Regions from separate parts of the Homo sapiens genome. Here all the other regions are linked to region 1. Evidence: chromatin loops called from intact Hi-C (ENCODE). Cell type or tissue: ascending aorta. All regions are shown on one strand.

Region 1 (8,000 bases):
CAATATTATGGCACTGTTTCTCCCATAGCCAGGATTCACGGGTCCAGGCATCCAAGGGTGGAAATGGAAGTGGCACCACTCACCATCACCCCTAGTGATCCACTAGCAAAATTTTTGCTTCCTGTTCCTGCAACATTACGTTCTGCTGGCCTAGAGGTCTTAGTTCCAGAGGGAGGAACGCCGCCACCAGGAGACAGAACAAGGATTCCATTAAACTGGAAATTAAGATTGCCACCTGGACACTTGAAGCTCCTCCTACCTTTAAGTCAACAGGCTAAGAAGGGAGTTACAGTGTTGGCTGGGGTGGCTGACCCAGACTATCAAGATGAAATCAGTCTACTACTCCAAAATGAAGATAAGTTAGAGTATGCATGGAATACAGGAGATCCATTAGGGCATCTCTCAGTATTACCATGCCCTGTGATTAAGGTCAATGGGAAACTACAACAGCCCAATCCAGGCAGGACTACAAATGACCCAGACCCTTCAGGAATGAAGGTTTGGGTCACTCCACCAGGAAAAAAAAAAAACAAGATCTGCCAAGGTGCTTGCTGAAGGCAAAGGGAATACAGAATGGGTAGTAGAAGAAGGCAGTCATCAATACCAGCTACGAGCCATGTGACCAGTTGCAGAAACGAGGACTGTAATTGTCGTGAGTATTTCCTCCTTCTTTTAAAAACATGGCCAGGTGCTGTGGCTCACGACTGTAATCCCAGCATTTTGGGAGGCCGAGGCGGGAGGATCACTTGAGGTCAGGAGCTCAAGACCAGCCTGACCCACATGGTGAAACCCCATCTCTACTTAAAATAGAAAAATTAGCTGGGTATGGTGGTGCACACCTGTAATCTCAGCTACTCAGGAGGCTGAGGCAGGATAATCACTTGAACTCGGGACGTGGAGGTTGCGGTGAGACAAAATCACACCACCACACTTCAGCCTCGGCAACAGAGGGAGACTCTGTCTTAAAAAACACACAAACAAAAAACAATCAAAAATGTTTGTGCATGTATACACTTGTACTAACAAAAATGACTTCATTTTATTTCCTTTCTCTTTTATCAAGTGACATAAGATTTATTGAATTCACATCAGCATTTAAGTATCGTTAACTTTATATAATAGTATTTGGGTTGGGGATTGGTGAGTTTCTGGTCGTATGAAGTATAGTTATGTTAGGTGTAATTATGATCTTATTATTGTCTTTATTTGAAGATTATGTATGATCTCAGGAGATGTGCATGGGTTCAAGTTGACAAGGGGTGGACTTGTGATGGTTAATACTGAGTGTCAACTTGATTGGATTGAAGGATACAAAGTATTGATCCTGGGTGTGTCTGTGAGGGTGTTGCCAAAAAAGATTCACATTTGAGTCAGTGGGCTGGGAAAGGCAGATCCATCCTTAATCTGGGTGGGCACCAACTAATCAGCTGCCAGCACGGCTACAGCATAAGCAGGCAGAAAAACGTGAAAAGAGAGACTGGCCTAGCCTCCCAGCCTACATCTTTCTCCCGTGCTGGATGCTTCCTGCCCTCAAACATTGGACTCATTTTTTCTTCATTTTTGGGACTCAGACTGCTCTCCTTGTTCCTCAGCCTGGAGATGGCCTATTGTGGGGCCTTGTGATCATGTGAGTTAATCCTTAATAAACTCCACTTTATATATATATTCCATATATATATTCCATTTTATATATATATATATATATTCCATTTTATATATATATATATATGTATATTCCATTAGTTCTGTCCCTCTAGAGAACCCTAATACAGGTCCAAACTTCTTGTGGTGGAGACAGAGACGGGTCCCAACCTCCTGCGGTGGAGACACGGACGGGTCCCAACCTCCTGGGGTGGAGACGGGGACGGGTCCCAACCTCCTGCGGTGGAGACGGGGACGGGTCCTAACCTCCTGCGGTGGAGACGGGGACGGGTCCTAACCTCCTGCGGTGGAGACGGGGACGGGTCCTAACTTCCTGTGGTGGAGACGGGGACGGGTCCTAACTTCCTGTATAGGATGAGCACAGATTCCAACTTCCTGTTACAGATTCTAACCTCCTGTGACAGGATGGAGATCGGTATTATCTTCCGCTACAGGATAGTAACAAGTTCTAATTTCTTGTCACAAGATGGGACAGGGGTCGTCTCCTGTGTACTGAACTCCTGGCCCATCATACTCTGAAGGTGGCTGCCTGAGGAAGCAGGGCCCAGGTGCGGAGCCCCAGAGGACCTGGCCCAGGTGCTCCAGGAAGCCCTGCCATCTGGGCTGTGTCTGGATTCTGAGGTCAGGAGCATCCTCTCGTCCTGGCCTTCTATCACATCTCCCTTTTGGCTTTTTAAGTTTCCATGTCTCGTGCTGGGTTACTTGGACTTGCTTGAGGCATTTATCGAGACTGGGGTCTCCTTTTACCTCCTCTTTCCAGGTTTGTCAGGACTGACAGGAGGCCTTGCATTTACTTGGCTAGTGATCATTCCAAGCTCTTAGAAAGGACTGGCCTGGGAGTCAGGGGCACTGAACGGGGGAGTCCTGCCTGGGAGGGGCCCAAAACAGAGGCAGGAAAGAAGGTGGGCACGGGTGCTGCTGGCGGTGGCCTGCCCCAGAGATGCCCAGGTCCAGGCCAAACGGGAGTGCTCCAGGCGATCTGAGAGCTCTCCCCCAGGGGGGCCTCTGAGGAGCTATGACCAAAGCGTCCGTGAACTGGGGGAGGAGCATGGGACCCATGAGCTGTGCTTCCGGGTGCAGGTGAACTGCGCTTCCGGGTGCAGGGAGCAGGCTGCAAGCAGCAGACTTTCCTTCCACTCGCTCCCTCCACTGTCTCCCATCGTCCTCCCGCTCTACTGGCTGGAAGACAGACGCCCATTGAGGATGCAGAACTTGCTGATAGCTCCGTGGTGTGTCGTAAGGGGCAAGCTTGGCTTTCAAAGTCGGCCTGTCTTACTTCAAAGCTTTTACACACACAATGTATGCACACACACAAGCACGCGCACACGCACACACACCAGCAACTTCAGGACCAGCCTGGATGGGGCTGGTCAGCAGGTGGCGCTAGAGTCGCCCTGGTGGGATTTCGGCTTCCCGCTTCTCTCAGCATGGCGGGTACTAACCAGGGATGGAATTTGTTTTGCCAGAGGGAAGCGGAGGAAAGCAATGGGAGGTGTGCGTGGTGTTCTGGTGCAGCTCCCGCCGTCATCACACACAGCGACTGGTCACTCCTCCCCTGGAGGCTCCCCCTCCGACCCCACACAGTCATTCCTCAGAGCACCCCAAAACCTTCTCTACACTAGGAGTTTCTGGGCTGGCTCCTTCTGGACAAAGAGCAGGGCCTGGGGCACCCGCTATGTGCTTTGCAAATGACTAATGCACAAAAATAAACATGTCCTTGATTTTCCTGGTAAGTCCTGGCTTCAATGATCGTACTTCGCTCTACTCAAACTTTTTAAAACACCAGAAACATAACTGTCTGGCAAACTGCCTGTCAGACTGGGAACGGCCCAAAAATCCCTTTTAGCCAGTGTGTCTAGGTCAGGGACGGGTTGTCATCACTGAATGTATTACAGAGCAGGGCATAGGCGAGCCCGCCCCGTCCCCCCCTGCCACGCAGGCCCTGGTTTCCAGACATGTCCCCTCAGCAGGCCACCCATCCTGGGCCATGTCATGCGTTAGAGGACAATGTGCTCCAACTTGCCAGTTCAACACATTTGACCCTAACACCTCAAGCTCTATGGAAATGATCCTAAGCCACCACACACCAGAGAAAAAAGGCCCTCTAGGCCCCCTCCTTCTCCTGGGAGGCACGGCAGTTCTGGCCACCCCAGGTGCTTGTGGATATCCCTGCCGGCATTTTCCTGACTTTCACACGCTCGTCGTCCGGGAGACAAGCCCCAGGAACTGGCCAAGGCAGGGGGGCCATCGACGGCTCTATCTCTGCCACCGTCCACCGTGTTACACCCTCAGGCCCACAGCTGTTCACTCGTGTCCCATCCCCGGGAAGCGGCAACCAAGGCCACCCGGCTTTGCTCCAGCTTTCTAGACCACAGGTCATCAGGCGCCGGCCCCACTGAGGGGATAAAGAGGATGTGTCCGGCCCCATGAAGGCTGTGGGACAGCTTTGCACACTTCCTCCTGCGGGCAGAAGGGAATTGTGTGGGCAGGACTGTAACAGCCTGGTCCTGTCCACAAGGCCGAGCCCTGTGGTTTGCGGCCCAGCTTCCTGGGTCATGCTCCAGTTACCAGCCCTCGGCCGCCGGGATGTTCCCCAGATGGAAGCCGTCTGAGTGGAGAGAGAGAGAAAGGCACAGCAGCGGACTCTGCAGTCCTGTCTGTCAAGGCTCCCGAAGGAGGCGCTCTTGCTGAGTTGTTAACCACAGAAGCGCCGGCCATGGGTCCCTCCTAAATATGGCTCTTTTAGATTTTAAAAATTGCTTTCTGAAGCTTAGATGAAAAAACGTGTTAAGCAGCTTCGATTTTTGATGAGCAGGAAAAGGGGCTGTAAAATACAAAACTCCAGTCTGAGGGGTTAGCAGTGCTGAGAGGGGGTGGCCCCTCCTCACTATCAGTCCCGGGAGTCCAAGGGCTGGAACAAGCCAGGCGCCCAGCAGCTCAATCCCTTACTGCACAGCACACAGGGCCCAGGTTTCAGGCTGAACTCCCCATTTCACCGCACATGTGTCCATACTCCCGCCGCTTCTGCCTAATTCGCTCCCCCTTCCACCTCCATGCAGGCATGGCCCACTCCAGACAGCCCCCTGCCCACCCTCACGCCCAGCCAGGTGGGGTCCCCTCCTCCCTCCTAGCACACACGCCGAAGGCGGAGCCTGTGCGGGGACAAAGCCCTCTGTGGGCTGTCTACCCAGGTGCCTGCACGCAGTAGGTCCAGGAAGAAACGACTTTCTCCAGCACTGAGGGGTGGCAGAGGCTTCCACAGCCAACATGAGGGGTGGAGCTGGGTTCCCCTGATTTCAGCCATGACCTCAGCACACATGGCCAACCCGCCCACCCTCAGGCTTAGGAGGCGCCAGGGCCCCTGTGCAGGGCAGCCTCCCCCTCTTCGAAAGGTGGTTTCACGACTGTGCGCAAGTTAGAAATCGAGGTCACAACCACAGCCAGCCTCCTGGAATCCTCAAGCCCAGGCGCTGACAAAGGCTGGGGAGAGAGTGAACTTACAATGACAGACGGCTGCACAGCCTGCAGCCAAGGCCATCGAACTTTCTTAATGGCTCAGAGAAGCAGTGTCACTGCCTGGGGCAGGCTGTTGCATAACCATGAGCTCTTCGGGATGCTACAGACTTGCAAACCCAGTTTTGGGGCAGCTTTTTCCTAACCCAAGCTCAGGAAGGAAACAAGATGTTGGGTTTTCAAGCAGACAGAAATCCGTGCTGGGAAACAGGGAAATGGCTGGGCCAGCCAATGAGAATCGCAAAGCCAGGAAGAATATGGAGGGCTGCCAGGGACAACGGGGCTGCTCGGGTACCCAGAAGCCTTGCTATGCCACAAGCCAGGGCAGCTGCCCCTAGGGTCAAGAGGTGGACACTACCACTGACCCTCAGGTCGCGGGGGCAGCTGGCCAAGAGCCCAAGGCAGGCTGAAGGTCAAGGGGCCAAGGCCTCGGAAACAGCTGGCTGCCTGCATCGTGCACTCAGAGTGCTGGGAGAGGTCACAAGTCCACAGTCCTGAGATCGGTCCCAGCATGGAGCTTTTCCTGAAGCAACTGACTGTGGCACTAAATGAGACTTTCTGAATACAATTAGGGGCAAGGGGGATAGGAAGTGGGAACCGTGGTCTCAAGTGGGCGCCGTGATGGCCTAGGAGTGAGTGAGCTTACAAAGACATAGGGGCACGCAGCCCCACGTTTAGGATCTGGAATCTTTGATGCCGTTCCCACACGGTCACCAGGCTGGACGAATTCTGGCTTTCAGGTGGGCACCTAACAACAACGTCCAACAGGTCACATCGGCTCCCTGGCTTTGGGCTGACATGGAGACATTGCTACCTATGCATCTCAGTCAGAGCACGTTCTGACATCTGCATGTTACAGATGAGGAAACTGAGGCCCAGAGAGCTTGCCCAAGGCTTCCACCCTAGGAAAAAAGAGGGCTGTGGTTTCTCCTGGTTCTGTGCACAGCCTTGGCCTGAAAACATGACTATAGACCCCAGACTCATTTGCAGTTACCCCCTTGACTTTCCGAGACCAGTGTCACTAGCATTTAGGGGCTTGAGGGCCAGGGATCAGGTGATCTTTGAGTGCCCTGAGTCCCTCATGGGAGGACACCGAGGTCACAGCCTGATAACCCACCCACCCGGGAACTGGGTCACCAGGAAGGCCAACACAGACAGACGACGATGGCATGGTCCAAGGGACTTACGTGGCTGCGGAGCGGCGGTAGTTCTCAGGGCACTCGAAGGCCAGGCAGCGGAAGCCGCCCTGGATGTTGAAGCAGGTCTCGTTGATGGAGCAGTTGTGGATGCCAGTCACACACTCATCAATGTCTGCAAGAGACCCCACAGCAGCACAGTGAAGGCAGAGGCTGCAGGAGCCATACCCATCTGGAGACGGAGGAGCCCAGGCCTCCCATCAACTAGGGTTAGGGGTGGCGATCAGGCCATCCCTGCCCTCCACTGGCTGATCTTCAGAGCAGCGTCCTGTGCCAGTTCTTACATTTATAGGGTATTTACATTTATAGAGTGTTAACTTATCATTCGCAATCCCTGGAGGGAGCGTGACGATGGTAAAAGTAAACACTACATGATGGGTCCTGGGAGTACCTCGCAAGGATAAGTCACTGAATCCTCCTAAGAACTCAATGAGGCAGATACTGTTATGATCCTCATTTTATGAGGAGCTCACAGAGCTTAAGAGACCTGCCTGAGGTCACACATTTTATAAATGTCAGAGCTGAGCTTTGAACCCGGGCAGGCTGGCATCAGAGTCCATACACTAACTAACCAGAGCCTCTCTGTGGCTCCCGAGGCTCAGCACCCTTACCCTAGGTGTGACTCAACCTCTTAGGAGAAAAGGGCAGGAGCTGCTAGCTCCACACAACAATGAGAAAAACAGCCTTCGAGGGATCATACGTCTTGCCTGTGTGTTGGGGTTGGTGGCTGTTCAGGGTGGACTGGAACCACCAGGTCTGGGACTCCTGGGATGGGGCCTGGGGCACCACACTGAGAGGCCCCTGGAGATGGGGGAGCAGCCCAACTCCCATAGACTCTGGAGCAGCCAAACAGTGGGGCTCAGGGGCTGTCACCAACCCTGGGAGACATCCATTAAGAGGTGCCAAATGCCTGAGCATCGGTGGCAAAAACAACACTCCCCAGCCTCAAAGGCCCGGCTCAGGAATGTGTTTATGCTGAGTCTGGGCGGGACCCCAGGCTGTGGTGAGGGAGCCTGGCCAGGAGAAAAGTCATTTGCTCCGTCAGAAATGCAGACACAACCAGCCTTCCATCCAGAGCCCAGGGCAAGCGGAGGGGGCCTCCCAGGAAACACCGCAGCTCCTGCCTGCCTTTCATCAAAGTCACCTTCCTCATGACCAGAAGCTACATCTGTGGGACCCAGGGGGCTTCCAGAGCCCCAGGATCCACAGTCCTGTGTGGGGCTCCCGAGGAACTGGCTGGACAGCCCCACCTCCATGACTCAGCTTCTGGGCGCAGTGTGTACACTGAGGATCACGCGCTCACAAACATCTACTCAGCACCCGCTGTCAGTGATTGAATGGATGGTTATCAGATGGCTCTGGGGGACACACACTGCCCCCTAGAGCATTCGTAGAAAAGGGGGCTGAATGCAGAACCAATGCCATTGGCCACCATTACTTAGCCGATGCTGGAGCTGACCCATAGCCATGAGTATCCCTGGGCCATCCCACACCAGGCCACGCCATCCCCTGGCCTGGACTGCTTCCTCCCTGGCGGGCATCTTCCTAAAGGCCTCTGTTCCAGCCTTTACGGGGCTGCTGAGGGGAGGGGAGGAGGGCTGAAGTGTTCCTGCCGGATGCAGCCGCCAC
Region 2 (8,000 bases), 220 kb after region 1:
TTGGAATCGGGTTGGGGTGAGAGGTCAGGGTCTCTGCTAAGTAAGCCTCCTGTGCTCTCTGGCCCTGACAGAACGTATGCACCGTCCTCCCACCATAGGGCGCGGGGCATTAAAGCGCAGCACGGTCCCTGAAGATGCCTGCCAACAAGAGAGACCCGAGGCAGCTCCCCACAAAAAGAACAGACACAATACCAGTATCTGATTGTGTGCGTTTTTTTGAAACTTCAATTCCATTCTCTTCTAACTTCCTCTTTGCACAGTCCTGGCATGCATTACCTAAAAGAGAAGAATTTATTAAGAAGCTTGTTTATTCAGAATCCACTCGCCAAGGCACAGTTCATAATGTGACCTTACTGAAGCACTGGCCAAGCAGACCCTGCCATCCACTAGAGATGACATCAACCACGCTACGGCTTCTCTCCAAAGAGAGCCATGCTTCCAGGAGTCGCATTTCAGTGAGAAAGCAAGTGTAATGAAGATGTCCTTTCGCATGGGAATAGGTGGCAACGGGGAGCCGACTGCGGCGGTTTCATACTTCCTGCACCACTAACATGGATGTGAGGCGAGCAGCTCCCACATCGATGCGCGTTTTCCCATCTGTGAACGCGCTGGGCCAAACAGCCAGGGAAAACAGGGCTGCGCACAGAGGCCTCCGCGCCACTCACCAGAGTCCCTTTTACCCAAATGATTCGGCAAGGGGAGGCACCTGGTGCCCAGCGCACACACAGGAGGACGCTCATGGCCACCGAGTCTCATTAAATTTATAAACAGGCAGAATTGAGCCCAGCAAGAAGAGCGTTCACATTTCAAAACAAGTATTAAATAGGAAGCTTCTGTGTGCAAGCTCAGACCCGTGCAACGAACATTTCGGAAGAGCTGGGTCATTCTAAGGCACTGCATCTGGCACCACATGGTATCACACAAATAGAACCTGTTCCAAGTCCCGTCACTCTTGGTTCTAGGGCAAGAAATTATTCTCAGGTGCCAGCTGGCTCACGTGTGATTCGGCTGTGCTTCCTCGTCAAAGGGATGGCTTTTAGTCTCTTGGTGTGGCAGGGACCATGCTAAGGCATGGCTATTTATCATCTTCAGTGGGGCTGTTTTAATACAAGCTAATTATTTAAGGTGAAAAACAAACGTTTATGATTTTACAGTTAGTGACAGAAGACAATGGAATGTGTAGGCAAAAAACAGGCTGGCAAGAAGAAAGATCTGCTTTACCCAATAATGTGGTGCTGTCCACGCGATCAGCATCTGAAGGAGAAAGAAAAGCAGTCAGTGGAGCCGAGACACCAAGAGCTCGTCCTCCTCGGCCACCCTGAGGCAGTGACTGGGAACGGCAGGGACTGGGAACAGGCTTCTGGGCAGGTCAGCCCGCGCGGGCTGCGGACTCCTGCGCTGCTCGCTGCCCTCACCTCTACCTCCCAGGCTTGGTGCGAGGACTCGCTGAAGGAGCCAGCTGGCAAAGGCAGCATGGTGTGGTGTCCGCGATCACTAGCATGACTGTCACTGTCATGGGCCTCCTCTCCCATCAGGAGTGGCACTCCATGAATTCGAGTACAAATGTCCTTCATGACACAGTCACAGATTAAAACTCCCAATGACCTTGCAGTCTTCTGGCAGCCTGTCGAATCCACTTGCCTGCCCCAACCTGGAAAGGGAGGCTCAGTGGGACAGAAAGCTGCTCAGCCCCACTCTAGGAGCCCGAGCACATGCAGGGTTACTCTGGGTCCTGTTCTTCCAGGGAGTGTGGGGGTGGAATGAGAAGCGGCGGACGGGGGCAGAGATGAGAAAAGCCCGCTGCCTCTCTGCAGAGCCACACATGTGGGCCGGTGCCAGGATGCACCAAATGGTGTATTTTGCTCTGCAGTCAGGCCAGGATCCCAATCCCAGCTTCAAAATGTCTGGGCACGTTATGTGCCTGTGCCAGCTCAGCTCATCTCGTCTATGAAATCATCTACTTACTAGCACTGCATGCTGCCATGAAAAACCAAGTCAGGTGAGAATATGGAACTCCGAGCAGAGGGTGACACATGGCAAGCAGGAGCTCTTTTCTTCTGCCCTTAATAAGAAGCTGTTGCCCTAATCATACTTTTATTTATGGAAATGGAACTTACATTGGTCCATTTTGCTAATTATTAGCAATTCTGAAAAGAAATGATAGTGGTTAAAAAAACAACAAAAACTTTAGCGATTGGATTATCTGTGCATTCTCTGGTCTCCAAGTTCACAGCTGGTCACATATACCTGCCTCTGTGGCTAACCTCGTTCTAGTGTGTGGTGAGTGTGCCTGGGTTTCCTGTTACAATTAAACGAGCCAGCACAGGCCTTTCCAAGCTTGCCATCATCAATGTTTTATGATGCCAAACTCGCAGCTATTAATTCCCTTATATCAAGATGACCAAGTTTAAGAATTTCTCACTTACCCTGGTCATTCCTGATAGATGAGCAATTTCTCAAAAGTGCCAAGGAGCACTACTTAAAAGAGGTGTTGCATTCAGAACAGGGAAAATACATTACGTGAAAAAAGAAGTAAAGTGTTCATGAAATCATTTTGTGCTTGTGAAGTTGTAACTTTTCAACTGCAGTAATAGGACACAGATATGAGATATCTGCGTCTTTCAAGTGTTAAGTATCACAACTGATAAAGCTAGCCTGGTAGTTTTCCTTCTTGGTTAAGGAAACCTGAAACAGGAATAAATGTGTCCAGCTATACATGTGTGCACAGCTGTAAACTTCAAAGTTACTGTATTTTTTATTTTTAGAGACAGGGTCTTCCTCCGACGTCCAGACTGGAATAAGTGGCCTGATCACAGCTTACTGCAGTCTCTAACTCCTGGGCTCAAGCAATCCCCCCACCTGAGCCTCCAGAGTAGCTGGTATCACAGATGTCCACCACCAAACCCAGCTCTTTTTTTTTTTTTTTTTTGGAAACAGAGTCTTGCTCTGTCACCCAGGCTGGAGTGCAGTGGTGCGATCTTGGCTCACTGCAAGCTCTGCCTCCCGGGTTCATGCCATTCTCCTGCCTCAGCCTCCTGAGTAGCTGGGACTACAGGTGCCCGCCACCATGCCCAGCTAATTTTTTGTATTTTTAGTAGAGACGGGGTTTCACCGTGTTAGCCAGGATGGTCTCGATCTCCTGACCTCGTGATCCACCCACCTCAGCCTCCCAAAGTGCTGGGATTACAGGCGTGAGCTATCGCGCCCGCTCCAAACCCAGCTAATTTTTAAAAACATTTTTGTAGAGACCAGGTCTCCCTATGTTGCCCAGGTTGGTCTTAAACTCCTGGGCTCAAGCAATCCTCCTGCCTTGGCCTCCCAAAAAACTGGGATGACAGGCGTGAGCCACGGTGCCCAGCCTGAAGTTACTTTAAAGTTCTAGTTACAGACTGTCACTAGGACACCAATTACTCCAATCTTCTAATTTTAAATTACAGAGGCAGTTTTAAAAAATAATAACGAAGACTGGTGAATTTTAGGGGTATGTGGGTTCCATCAAAAAAAGACAGAGAGAAACAACTGGAAGAGCCCTGTGAGTTTTGTACTTGAAAAGTGAAGACAGGCCGGGCGCGGTGGCTCTCGCCTGTAATCCCAGCACTTCAGGAGGCCAAGGCAGGTGGGTCACCTGAGGTCAGGAGTTCGAGACCAGCCTGACCAACATGGTGAAACCCTATCTCTACTAAAAATACAAAATTAGCCAGGCATGGTGGCGCATGCCTGTAATGCCAGCTACTCGGAAGGCTGAGGCAGAATCCCTTGAACCTAGGAGGCGGAGGTTGTGGTGAGCCAAGATGGTGCCATTGCACTCCAGCCTGGGCAACAAGAGCAAAACTCCGTCTCAAAAAAAAAAAAGAAAAAAGAAAGAAAAAGGAAAGTGAAGCCAGATCCCATACCTGGGCTTTGCTGTTTGCAGATCTGAGTGGCAAGGTCTTGCACATATCCTGGAAAGTGGTCAAAACAGTCCCCGTAGGATACAACTTTGATTCCGTGCAGAAGCATATCTGCCTGATGCTTAAAGAAATGGTCTTCATTCTCCTTCAGCACAAGCATGTAGTGCTCCAAATCCACCTTATTCGGCACGGAGTAAAGAAAGAGGGCCTGGAATATCTGATCACGAAGGGTCTCCCCACAGCCCACAAACAGAAAGGACTTGGTGCGGTATAAGTTCTGGAGGACTTCCTAGAAAAGGCCAATGAAGAAATTGAGTGCTCATTTGAAAGACAGCAAGAGCTTACAACTAACCAAGTCACATGTGTGTGCTTTTACATCACTGCTCCCTGACAGGCGTTCCCAGGGCCACGCTGAGGAGCACAGTTAGAAGGACAGTATCCTTCCCGACATGGCACTCAGGCCACCCCCCAGCAGCAGCCTGTGGCAGCAAAGACCAAAGCTGGGCTGAGCCTGCCTGTCCCCAGCTAAGCCAGGGTAGCTGGTCTTTGGCCGAGGCGGGTGGCAGTGCCCACACCCCTAACAGCAAGGCCAGCCCATCGCCCACCCCACACACTCACCAGTGCAGTCACCCAACTCAAATCTTCTCAAATTGGGTACGATTTTAAATTATTAAAACACAAAATGAGGACAGTAAATGTTTTCAGTTCAGAATTATGCACATAAAACACCCTGAAATTAATGTTGATCTCAGTGGGCCATATGTGGGAATTCTTGCAGGGGTGGTTTTGCGAATGAGGGCAAGAGAGCTGAGGAGGGGATCAGTGACCATGACTGACGGGGTCGGGTGGGCACAGGGAAAGCAGATTGCATGGGGTCACTCAGGCAGGCAGGAGGGAATCGCCAATGCAGCTAACCAAATATCTCAGAGAGGCTCAGTCTCAGCCCAGGTATTTCTTATCACCAAGCAGTATTAATGATGCAACTGAAAAGCATCTGCCCAGTCACTCATCTGCTGACACCTGTCACGGAATGACACCGGCCCAGGGATGAGCACTGAGGAACAGGGCGCCTAGCTGTGTGCTTGAGGGTAAATCCACAGACACCGAGTTTCTCAGTGCTTACCAGAAGCACAGCTTTTCCACACTGCATTCTAGGGCATCAGGAAGACCTCACAGCCGGGAGTAGGGGCACACACCTGCAGTCCCAGCTACTCGGGAGACTAAGGCAGGAGGATCCTTGGGCCCAGGAGTTCAAGGAAGCAGTGAGCTTTGATCATGCCACTGCACTTCAGCCTGGGCCACAGAGCAAGACCCTGTCTATTTAAGAAGAAGAAAAATAAAACCTCACAGAGAATGAAGTGTTATTTACTTTTATTTATTTATTTTTTTAGAAATGAGGTATCGCTCTGTTGCCCAGGCTGGAGTGCAGTGGTGCGATCCCAGTTCACCATAGCCTCTCCCTCCTGGACTCAAGCAATCCTCCTGCCTTGGCCTGCCAAAGCACTGAGATTACAGGCATGAGCCACTATACCAGGCCAAAAATGAAGCTTTACAACTACAGGAAGGAGAGCAGAGAATTTCAGACCAGAAGAAGCCTGGAAGAACAAGGACAACATTCTAGACTGCACGGGGCCTATATGTCATGCTGAGGAGTTTCACTATATACCTGGGCAGGTGAGAACCACCAAATGGCCAGGGCTCCTAGAGAGGGTACAGGCAGATCTCTGCTTTGAAAGGAATCATGAATTCCTTCCTCCAACAAATGTTCGCCAAGCATCTACTCAACATGGAGGCACCATGCGGGACCCCAGAGACACAGACGAGGACAAGAGACGTGGCCCCTCCCTCAGCAACTGTGTGCAGGGCCGACCTGAAGGGCACGGACGCCTGGAGCCTGGGAAGCCACTCAACTGCAGCCAATGGCCAGTGGCCACCAGTAATCCCTGAGAGGACGCACCGATGCTAATTAGGACGGGCCGTACCATGACTTCTGCGTCTTGAGTGACGTCTTTATACCCCGATGGGTCCAGCACCACCCCGCAGGGGTCCGTGTAGAGGCCGTGAATGTGGAGGACGCCGTACTTCATGTGCCCTCTTGCCCATTCAAGGACCTACCAAACATCAAGCCAAGAAAAAGAAACACATCCTCAAACTGTTTCAAACAGAGAGAAGAAAATACTGAAAATGGATTCATAGTTTTTAAACCTATCTTGGAAAGAATCATCGAGAGATGCTTCACTTTACACTTATACCTTCAAAACCTAAGAGAAACTTGGTTGTGAGCCCTAGTTATTCCCGTCCTACGACGGTACAGTCACACCTGTAAAACCTGAGAGAGGATCGGCTGTTAGCGCCAGTCATGCTGGTCCCATGATAGCAAAAGAGCTTCTGGGTGGCTCATACCTATAATCCCAGCTACTCAGGCCAAGGCCAAGACTTGAAGCTCAGGAGTTCGAGACCAGCCTGGGCAACAAAGTGAGACCCTGTCTCAGGGTGGAAAAAAAGGACTTATTTAAAGACAGACAGTTACATAGAAAATGTCTTTAACACTTGAGGTTACAGCAAACTGTTAAGAGTGATTACTTTAGGTGGGCTATGGGGACTTTCACTTCTAAGTTATATGTTATATTTTAATTACTGCTATTTCTGTATTACTTCTACACACCCAGAAAAAAATATACATATGTATGTGGAGAAAAGTATTTATCAAATGGCTAAGTGCATTCCTTTCAGTTCAAGATACAGAACGCAGGACCTTATCAAGATACAGAACACGGGACCTTACAAAGATGCCCATCGGGTCACTGTCAAGTCATCTTCACCCCGGAGCCCGCACAGCAGCAGGTGGAATGGACACAAACACCAACAGCCCTGCTGCCATCACTGGGCGGTGAGCCAGCTGGCAGTTCTGTTTATGCAACTGGCTGTCTGTTTCCAACAGCAAGCCCCAGCAGTGGGGACCATGTGGCTCAGACGCAGAGAGCAGATGTCTACTCCATGGCACTACCGGCAGGAGTGGGTGCCTTGGCCCTGCCCGCTCCCCTCAGGCGGCCCTGCCCCCGTGTACACTGCCCCGTGCCCCGTAATTCAGTCTCTTTGTACACAGAGCGGGGCCAGGGCCTTACCTCACAAGGCAGCCCAGACAACACAGGCAGCAGTGTTAGTTATGAATAACATAAGCAGACACACAAAGGTCACAAGTATGTCACAAAAGAAATATCAAGAGTCACATGAAACTACGCTCAACCTTTAGTAACACAAGAAATCAATGTTGAAAATTTCAGCTATCAAATGGACAAGGTGTATTTCATTTTGTTTCTTAATAACACCATGTGTTGGCAAGATACAGGAAATGGATACTCCCACACTCAGCCACTACCGGGAGTGTAACTGGTGCTCCTTCTGGAAAACAATTTGGTAATTTACATCATCAGTCTTTAAAACATTCATACCTTTTGACCATAAAACTCTTCTAGGAATTCATCTTGAAAACAGGACATAAAAGTATGAGGACCCTGTAGTGTTATTTATAACTGTAAATATATGCTAACTGATATAGTCTGGACATTTGTCCCCACGAAAATCTCATGCTGAACTGTGATCCCCAGTGCTGGAGGTGGGGCCTGGTGGGAGGTGCTTGGATCACGGGGCAGGATCATCCCTCATGGCTTCGTGCCATCTTCGTGACAGTGACTTCTTGAGAAATCTGGTCATTTAAAAGCATGTGGCACCACCCCCCTGCCACTCTCTCTGTTGCCATGTGGCATGCCTGCTCCCACTCTGCCTTCTGCCACTATTGGAAACTTCCTGAGGCCTCCCCGGAAGCAGATGCTGCTATGCTTCCTAGACAGCTGTGGAACCGTGAGCCAATTACAGCTCTTTTCTTTATATATTACCCAGTCTCAGGTATTTCTTTTTTTTTTTCTTTTGTTTTTTGAGACAGGGTCTCACTCTCTTGCCCAGGCTGGAGTACAGTGATCTCAGCTCACTGCAACCATCTCCCTCCCAGTTCCAGCTATTCTCCTGCCTCAGCCTCCCAAGTTGCCAGTGTGCCACTTTCCATTATTACTTTTTTTTTTTTAAGAGAAAGGGTCTTACTCTGTCACCCAG
Region 3 (8,000 bases), 240 kb after region 1:
CACTGTAAAATATCTTAGCACACACCACCAAACCGCTTTCCAGAAAAGTGGTCAGCAGAACACGTCAGTGCTCGCTTTGCCACATCCAAACCAGCACTGACTGAAAATGACTTTGGCAGAGTACGCTGGCTCACATCTGTAATCCCAGCACTTTGGGAGGCTGAGGTGGGAGGATCCCTTGAGCCCAGAATTTCAAGACCAGCCTGGGCAACATCATGGGGAAACCCCATCTCTACAAAAAATACAAAAATTAGCCAATGTGGTGGTGCTCATCTGTAGTCCCAGCTACTTGGAAGGCTGAATGGTAAAATCACCTGAGCCCAGGAGGTTGAGGCTGCAGTGAACCACGACTGTGCCACTGCACTCCAGCCTGGGTCGCAGAGTGAGACCCTGTCTTAAAAAGAAAAAAAAAAAGAAGAAGAAGAAGGAAGAAAAGAAAAAGAAAAATTACGTGTTTGTTTGTTTTTTTTTGATGGAGTCTCGCTTTGTCACCAGGCTGGAGTGCAGTGGCACAGGCCTGCGCCACCACATCCGGCTAATTTTTGTATTTTTCATAGAGACGGGATTTCACCATGTTAGCCAGGATGGTCTCGATCTTTGACCTTGTGATCCGCCTGCATCGGCCTCCCAAAGTGCTGGGATTACAGGCATGAGCCACAGCAACTGGCTGAAAAATCACTTTTTCACATGTGTAATCTTCACTCACACACACACACCCAGCCACTAGAATCAGGTCATCAAAAGTAATTTTCCAGGGTAAGGAAACAAGGCTTAATCAGTCCATAAGCATCATTAGATCGCAGAGCTAAATGGGATCCCCGTTATCCTTTGAAAATGTAAACAACTACCTAAGTCCATGCATATATTTTCCTAGGGAGAGTTCACAGCTTCCATCAACTCCCAAACATGTCTGCGACCTTACCCCAAATGCTAAGAAATCACAGTCCACAGGCAAAGAAAACGAGGCTCACAGATGCCTGTAACCTGCCCCAGGGAAAGACTGGCAGAGTCCGGGCTGGGGCTTGGCCCTAACACATCCTTCTTCCCATTGAGGAGTTAACATCAGTCATCAAACTAATCTTTTGTTTTTTTAATCTACTAGATACTTTCTAAGGAAAGTAACAGAAGTTGAGTTTCTCCGCTGTATAATATAATCCCTCCACCATCTATTAATAATATAAGCAACTCTGGACCCCACCCCTGAGATTTCAATGACTGATTTAACTGTTCACCAATCCTCAGTTTTATTAACCATAAAACATGGATTCTTGCCAATGGGCCGAGTTTTGAAAGCTCAGGCCTCTGTATGAAAGTGCTCTGGCAGCTGGAACTGCTGAGTCCAACAGCTCAGGCTCTGGCCTGTGGATGAGGCGGCCTGCACACTCCCGGCCTCCTGCTGTGGGGCAGGACTTGGGAGCCACTCCTGTTCAATCCTATTTGGAAGGGGACGATAAGAGGGCTCATCAGCTGGCTAATTCAAGTGCCCCCTACTCCCGCCCCCCAAAATAATCCACATCACTTCCAAATAGTTACTCCTCCCTGTCTATGAGAAGGGCTTGTTTAGTTCAGCCGTCTGTACACGACATTTTAGACTATTTTTTAAACACGCACTGGTCAACCAGTGACGTAAAAAAACCACATGCCTAAAACTGTTACCACAGTAAAGAACTTTCAAAATCTACCTCTAGTTCTTTCAACCACTGTTCAATTGCTTTCGATTCTCCACATATAAGTGATTATGGTTACAAATTCAAATCCTAAATACTGCATTTACACATCTTCAAAAACAGTATGAACAAATTAAACTTTTGCAGGCTATATTTAACTCCGAAATTAAGTGATTTCAAAGTTTCTCAAAAGAACGAGGTATCACACTATTCCTAACACTTACGTAACAGGCCACAGCTCGCACTCCTGGGTGGTCTGTGGCTCGCTTAAGTGCTCAAAACCTCTTTCTCAGCCTGAACTGCAGGTCTGGTGCTGGCTCCTCAGACAGTATTTCAAACACAACCACACGGAGTCCAACCTCAATAGGCAGATGGGCCTCTAGACTTTAATACTGATGCATACTTTTAAGGATCAAAGGAGCCAACACGGAAAGTACCCAATTATATAAAAACTCAACACAGCAACTCTGCAACTTGAACTGCACAGTTGCCCATATTTAGACATTTACAGTTCATTATCACACTACATGTTTAAAGACATTACCTCATTTCCTGTTTTACAGCAGCCTAAACATCAGAGTCAAATCTCACAATAATCTAGAAATTACCCTAAATCTCCCCCTTGTTTTTAAACCAAAATCCAAGTAAGGTGATCTCAAAAGCACTCGGCACCAGGTCCTAGAAGTTTCAGCAGGACAGCAAGCTCCAGCGTTCTGCTCCCATCCAAACACCGTCTAAGCCAATCAGATCCCAGAAAACAGTAACAAAACCCTTCGGAGGCCTTTCAGACGCTGCATCTCTCGGTTTCCTTAGTGACTATGTCGTCACCACGGTGTGTGGGCCCAGAGCCAAGTCATCATAGCAACCCTTCTTTTTTTTCAAGGACCTATCAGCATTTCTGAAAGCAAAATCTGGCCCCAGCAGAGATTCTTATAAGCAGTTCCTGTCTTTTTTAATCCAAAGCCAAACTCTTACCAGGATGCTGTCTGCTTAGAACTTAAGATCACTAGCATTTTATAAACTAGCATAGAGTAGCTAGAGACTGTCTTATTCTTCAAACCCTGGCATCCAGCACTACGTAAACGTTCATCAAACGGAGTTCAATGCAAAATACAAGCTACCAAAATCGAACTTGTTATTTACAGGTAGTAAAACAAAGTACCTCACAACCCTACCGTGGTAGGATGTTAATGGCCCCGCCCCTCATGCCTGCTGGCAGCCACACCCTTCTACAGCCCCTCACAGACTCCAGGCTTAGCCATGTGACTTTTTGGCCACTGAGATATCGGCAAATGGGATAACGGGAAGCAAGTACAAGTCCGACACACCCTTTACGACAGAGCCTGTCCCGGTGGAATTCTGCCCTGCAGAGCTCTGGCCTGCCACTTGGTGGGCAGCCGAGGTACCATCCACCCACACAAGAGCAAGGCTGCCTTGGGCCACAACTGCATGAGTGGCCCCAGCGAGCCTGGCATAAGAACCTGCTGGGCCGGGACCTGGGCCTGGCGCTGAGCTAGCAAATAGGCTGTGGCTGTTTAAACCCTGGCGGGACAGGGAGAAGCCCAGAGTGCCAAGGAAAACAGAGCAGATGGACGAATGAACGAACATCACGAGGCTCTGTGGGGAGAGGGGAATGTGTGTCAAGAACTGTAATGATTAAAAGTGGTGTAACAAAAAAACCTTAAATTACTCGCTTTCCATTACAAGCTATATGTTCACTTAACAAGCACAAACCATCAACTGGAAGTGTCCAGATTCTGGGATCCTCAAAAGTATCCTTTAAGAAAACCTTTTCTGTGTGTTTTGAGAGTGAGTTTCACTCTTGTTGCCTAGGCTAGAGTGCAATGGCGCAATCTCGGCTTGGTGCAACCTCCGCCTCCCGGGTTCAAGCAATTCTCCTGCCTCAGCCTTCCAAGTAGCTGGGATTACAGGCACACGCCACTAAACCTGGATAAGTTTGTGGTTTTTCAGTAGAGACAGGTTTCACCATGTTGGTCAGAGGCTGGTCTCGAACTCCTGACCTCAAGCAATCCACTTGCCTCAGCTTCCCAAAGTGCTGGGATTACAGGTGTGAGCCACTGTGCCCAACTTTCTTAATTTCTTTCTATAAATAGATGATCACATGGGCTTTGAGCAGTTTCAAAAAGCAAGGAGATAAGGGTGTCCAAGCAGCATCTGATTACAATGAAGCAAGAGGGACTCAGAGTAAACATAAGCTCAAACTACATCCATCTCACACAGGAGTGAGTGGTGTCACATTTACTCGGCAAAGTTTCCGAATGCTCACCTTTAACTCACCTGTAGTCAATCCACAGTGATCATAAAATGACCCCAGAATTTGCAAAGTCAGACAAGGTCACTGTGACTACAAAGGAGTTGATTTATGTTGAGCCCTTAGAGCAAAGCCCGGCAACACAGTAGGCTATTAGTACCAATATTACCACTGCCACTGTGACAAAAGCGCCTCACACTAAGAAAGCATTTATAAATGTGCTACTGACAGGAGACAAGAGGCTGGGAAATACTAAATTTAATCAGTGTAGCCAGGGTGGATCTTGAGGACTGGAATGTCCTTAAAGGAGGCCAGAATCTATCCACTGCATTCTGACTACACCAAGGCAGCTCTGGAAGACCGGGAGCCTTCAAGCAAGCCCTTCCCAGCATGACCCTCAGCAAGACAGATGACTGCATGCTATGGAAGCTCAACGGCCAGACCCTGCTCATTAATATCCTCCTCTCCCTTCATTCTAGATGTGATTCCCACAAACTTCCTTTTTCACAGCCATCAGGTTCCCACGTAGGCTTGGGAGAGGAGAAGAGTGTGGCGGCAGAAATCACTGAGCAAGGCTGGATGTGGAGGCTCACACCTGTAATCCCAGCACTTTGGGAGGCCGAGGCGGCCGGATCACCTAAAGTAAGGAGGTCGAGACCAGCCTGGCCAACATGGTGAAACCGTGTCTCTAATAAAAATACAAAAATAAGCCAGGTATGGTGGTGCGCACCTGTAATCCCAGCTACTCTGGAGGCTAAGACAGGAGAATCGCTTGAACCCGGGAGGCAGAGGTTGCAGTGAGCCGAGATCGTGCCACTGCACTCCACACTGAGTGACAGAGCAAGACTCCATCTCAAAAATCAAATCAAATCACTGAGCAACAGTCTTCAAGCACATGTGACAGTCATATTTCTAACCACAAATGAACCATCTGCGATCCAGCTGATAGGTTTCTGGTGAGTTTGATTAGCATGACTAGGGTCACCTGAACTGGAAACAAGGCACAAATGGGCAAAAAATTAAGCTTCTGGAACTGCAAAGGAGAGGCTTAGCCTTGAAACCACAACACCCCCACCTGAAGCAGCATTAGGACTAAGGTGCAGAAAACACAGGATCTGGAGACAAGGAAACACCACCCTTTCCCCAGCCAGGTAGACCTCTCTAAACCTGTTTCCCCCAGCCAGGTAGACCTCTCTAAACCTGTTTCCCCCAGCCAGGTAGACCTCTCTAAACCTATTTCCCCCAGCCAGGTAGACCTCTCTAAACCTGTTTCCCCCAGCCAGGTAGACCTCTCTAAACCTGTTTCTCCATCTCCCAAATGGGGATCCCAACATGCACATCACCGACGGGGCTGCTGCAGACATTCAAGGGAGACGCGTATCTGAAAGGCACTTAATAAAGTGTACAGTGTCTGTTACTCTCAACCGCCTCACGCTAGCACCACTCTTCCAAGGCAGTCACCACAACTACATTTCAGTGTAATCATGGTTCTGGTAAAACTTAATCTCAGCCATTACTAATAATAAGGGATCTTCAGGATGAGTTATTTTCTTCAATTTACAGAAAATATGAACCCTTAATTTGAACGCACTCCACTTAACCAATTACTTTTTATTCTGTTGAACTTAATTATAATGGGAAAAATGCCTTATTTTGTAATGATGGAAATAAGTTAATTGGATTCCTGAAACCAGTCCCACCAAACAGAGCTGCTTGGACGTATACACCCAAACCAGGAAAACAGCAAAACCCACCACTAGAAAAAGAATCTAATTCAAATTTAGTTTAATTTGGTCACAAATTAATTCAAAGAGCAACATTAATTACTGCCACTTTTTCAGCCTTTAATAGAGATTCAAGGGAAAATGCTAAGCGTTTTACACGCACTATCTCAGTTAACCTCAATAACCCGATGAGGTGGCGACTCCTATGACCCACAGCCTGGCCAAGGCCGATAGTGAACCCTTCTAACAGGCCAGCCCCAAGTTGTGTATTATATATTCTTGCGCCTTTCTTCCTAACATCAGTGCAGCTTGAAATGGCAAACAAATATACCTGATATTTTACTGGGAACTCTGCCATCCACTAAAGCATTCAGCATTTTACATACAGTTTGTCCACCAGATGTGACACATTAACTCAAATAAACGTGTTACTTAACAAGCCAATGTTAAAACACGCCAAGACAGAGGCCAGGGGCTTGTGGACCCACCTGCCTTTACCCCACCTCAAGAGGATACGTAAGACATGTTCTAGAAGGTAAACCTCCAACAAAATGTAAAATGACAGAATTTCAGAGCGGGCAGGATCTTAAAGGTTACATGAAACCAAATGCCCTAATTTTTCAGAAGTGAAAATTGAGACTAAGAGACAGTGACTTTGTCAACTTCCCCCACGGGGCTGGGAACAAGCTATAAAGTAACTCCTGGCTCATGTCCCATACCCTTCCCACCGGCCTGGGCATTGTCTGGTCCACTGTGACCCCAACACTTTAAGGCACTCATTTCTACCTCTTTACCACCAAATCATTACAAATAAGGCACAGTTTAGTTTTCTACAGTTTCTCCTTCCCCGGAAATGTTGAAAGAGTTGCCATTAGGCAGATAGAAGAGGCGGCAGGCAGAGCAGCTCCAGGAAAAAGACCAGCCCCTGCACAGTGTGCTTATCATTCAACTGTCCATGTTAGCTTGGGGGGCGGGGTGGGAACAGATAAGGAGGGCCACATGGAGGAACAATGCTACCAACTCAAGAGGACGGCATTTTCCTGACAAGGAGATGCTGCAGGCTCCTTGGGGGAAGGAGGTAGGATACAGCAGCAACAGCCTGGCCAACAAATCAGTACTGGCTGAACTCCTTACTACCTGGGCAAGGACTCATTCCTGAGCCTATTTACTTTTTCTACAAAGGAAAGAATATCTTATACCTCCTAAGGTTGCTGGAAGCATTAAATGGAATAAAAGAACAAAGCCTGGAACAGTGTGCTTCCTACTACACCCTAGATGTGTGATAGGGAATCCTTCCTAGATTTAATTAAAATTAAAGCTAAATAAAATTAAACAGCTGCGTCACATTAGTCATATTTTCAGTGTTCGGCGGCCACAAGCGGCCAGTGTGTACTGGACAACAGTCATTACATTTTGGTTACCACAGGAAGTTCCATTGTGCAGTTATCCCTGAGTCTGTCTCTCCCTCACCTAAGCCCAGACTTCAACAAACAAGTCCTGTAGATTTTTCTTCCTAAATCTGTTTAATCCATACCGTCTGCCACAGTCTTAAAGCCCTCACAACTTGGCTGGGAGTGGTGGCTCACACCTGTAATCCCAGCACTTTGGGAGGCCGAGGCGAATGGATCACCTGAGGTTGGGAGTTTAAGACCAGCCTGGCCAACATAGTGAAACCCCGTCTCTACTAAAAATACAAAAAGTAGCTGGGCAAGGTGGCAGGCGCCTGTAATCCCAGCTACTTGGGAGGCTGAGGCAGGAGAATCGCTTGAATCTGGGAGGCAGAGGTTGCAGTGAGCCGAGATCGCACCATTGCACTCCAGCCCTGGCAACAAGAGCAAAACTCCATCTCAAAAAAAAAAAAAAAAAAAACCCTCACGACATGTCTGACACTGAAAGGCACCTGCTTCCAGTTCCAGCCCCTCTAGTCCTCTAGTCCCACATAGTCACCAGAGGGAAATTTCTGACACATCTGAACTTGTCTCCCCTCCAACAGCTTTGCATTTTGTTGAAATCTCTACTTGGTCTTCATCCTGTTTCCCGTCTTACTACTCCTAGAATCCCTGGAATCTCCAAAGTGCTGTCATTTTGTATGCTAATGAGCTGATTGACGCAGATAGGCCCTGGGCAGCTTCAGAAGGGGGCTTATCACCAGAAAGACCAAGGCAGGATTAGATCCTTGGAACTTTCAGCCCCACCCACTAACCTGGGGAAGAGAGGGCTAAAGATTACGTTGATCACCAAAGGCCAATGGTTTAATTAAGCATGCCTACATGCTTAAGTCGTCTCCATAAAAGGCATAAAAGGGCTGGGTTCTGAGAGCTTCCTGAGAGATAAATA

Evidence for each region. A loop is a pair of places that touch in the nucleus more often than their neighbours do. Peaks named below come from ENCODE experiments on the same cell type or tissue, not always from the same donor. Only the 100,000 strongest peaks of a DNase experiment are listed, where the experiment ranks them.
Region 2: it touches region 1 in a loop (3-fold over the local background); 3 of 110 quality-filtered maps call a loop at or near these places.
Region 3: a loop joins it to region 1, with 8 times the contacts of the local background. A loop is called at or near these places in 10 of 110 quality-filtered maps.

The regions. Positions count from the first base shown.
Region 1 is chr22:45,548,978-45,556,977 of GRCh38, reverse strand. It overlaps FBLN1 (fibulin 1), which reads right to left. Exons shown (of 17, transcript NM_006486.3): 14 at 6,363-6,486. Among named protein-coding and RNA genes, the nearest start is that of FBLN1, 50 kb to the right of the region's middle. RefSeq lists enhancers at 3,022-3,131, 7,820-8,000. In ascending aorta, CTCF peaks have their summits at 3,036 (motif pointing right), 4,342, 7,554 and 7,760 (motif pointing left); DNase peaks (open chromatin) are centred at 3,047, 3,487, 7,467, 7,627 and 5 weaker places; H3K4me3 peaks cover 927 bases; H3K27ac peaks cover 6,187 bases.
Region 2 is chr22:45,328,604-45,336,603 of GRCh38, reverse strand. It overlaps FAM118A (family with sequence similarity 118 member A), which reads right to left. Exons shown (of 9, transcript NM_017911.4): 5 at 5,873-6,001; 6 at 3,894-4,179; 7 at 1,222-1,254; 8 at 193-276. Among named protein-coding and RNA genes, the nearest start is that of FAM118A, 23 kb to the right of the region's middle. In ascending aorta, no CTCF peak of the experiment used is centred here; no DNase peak of the experiment used is centred here; H3K4me3 peaks cover 51 bases; H3K27ac peaks cover 1,936 bases.
Region 3 is chr22:45,312,852-45,320,851 of GRCh38, reverse strand. All of the region lies in intron 1 of FAM118A (family with sequence similarity 118 member A), which reads right to left. Among named protein-coding and RNA genes, the nearest start is that of FAM118A, 6.9 kb to the right of the region's middle. RefSeq lists enhancers at 2,201-2,270, 2,321-2,370. In ascending aorta, a CTCF peak has its summit at 3,061; DNase peaks (open chromatin) are centred at 111, 1,377, 2,501 and 3,071; H3K4me3 peaks cover 2,511 bases; H3K27ac peaks cover 6,154 bases.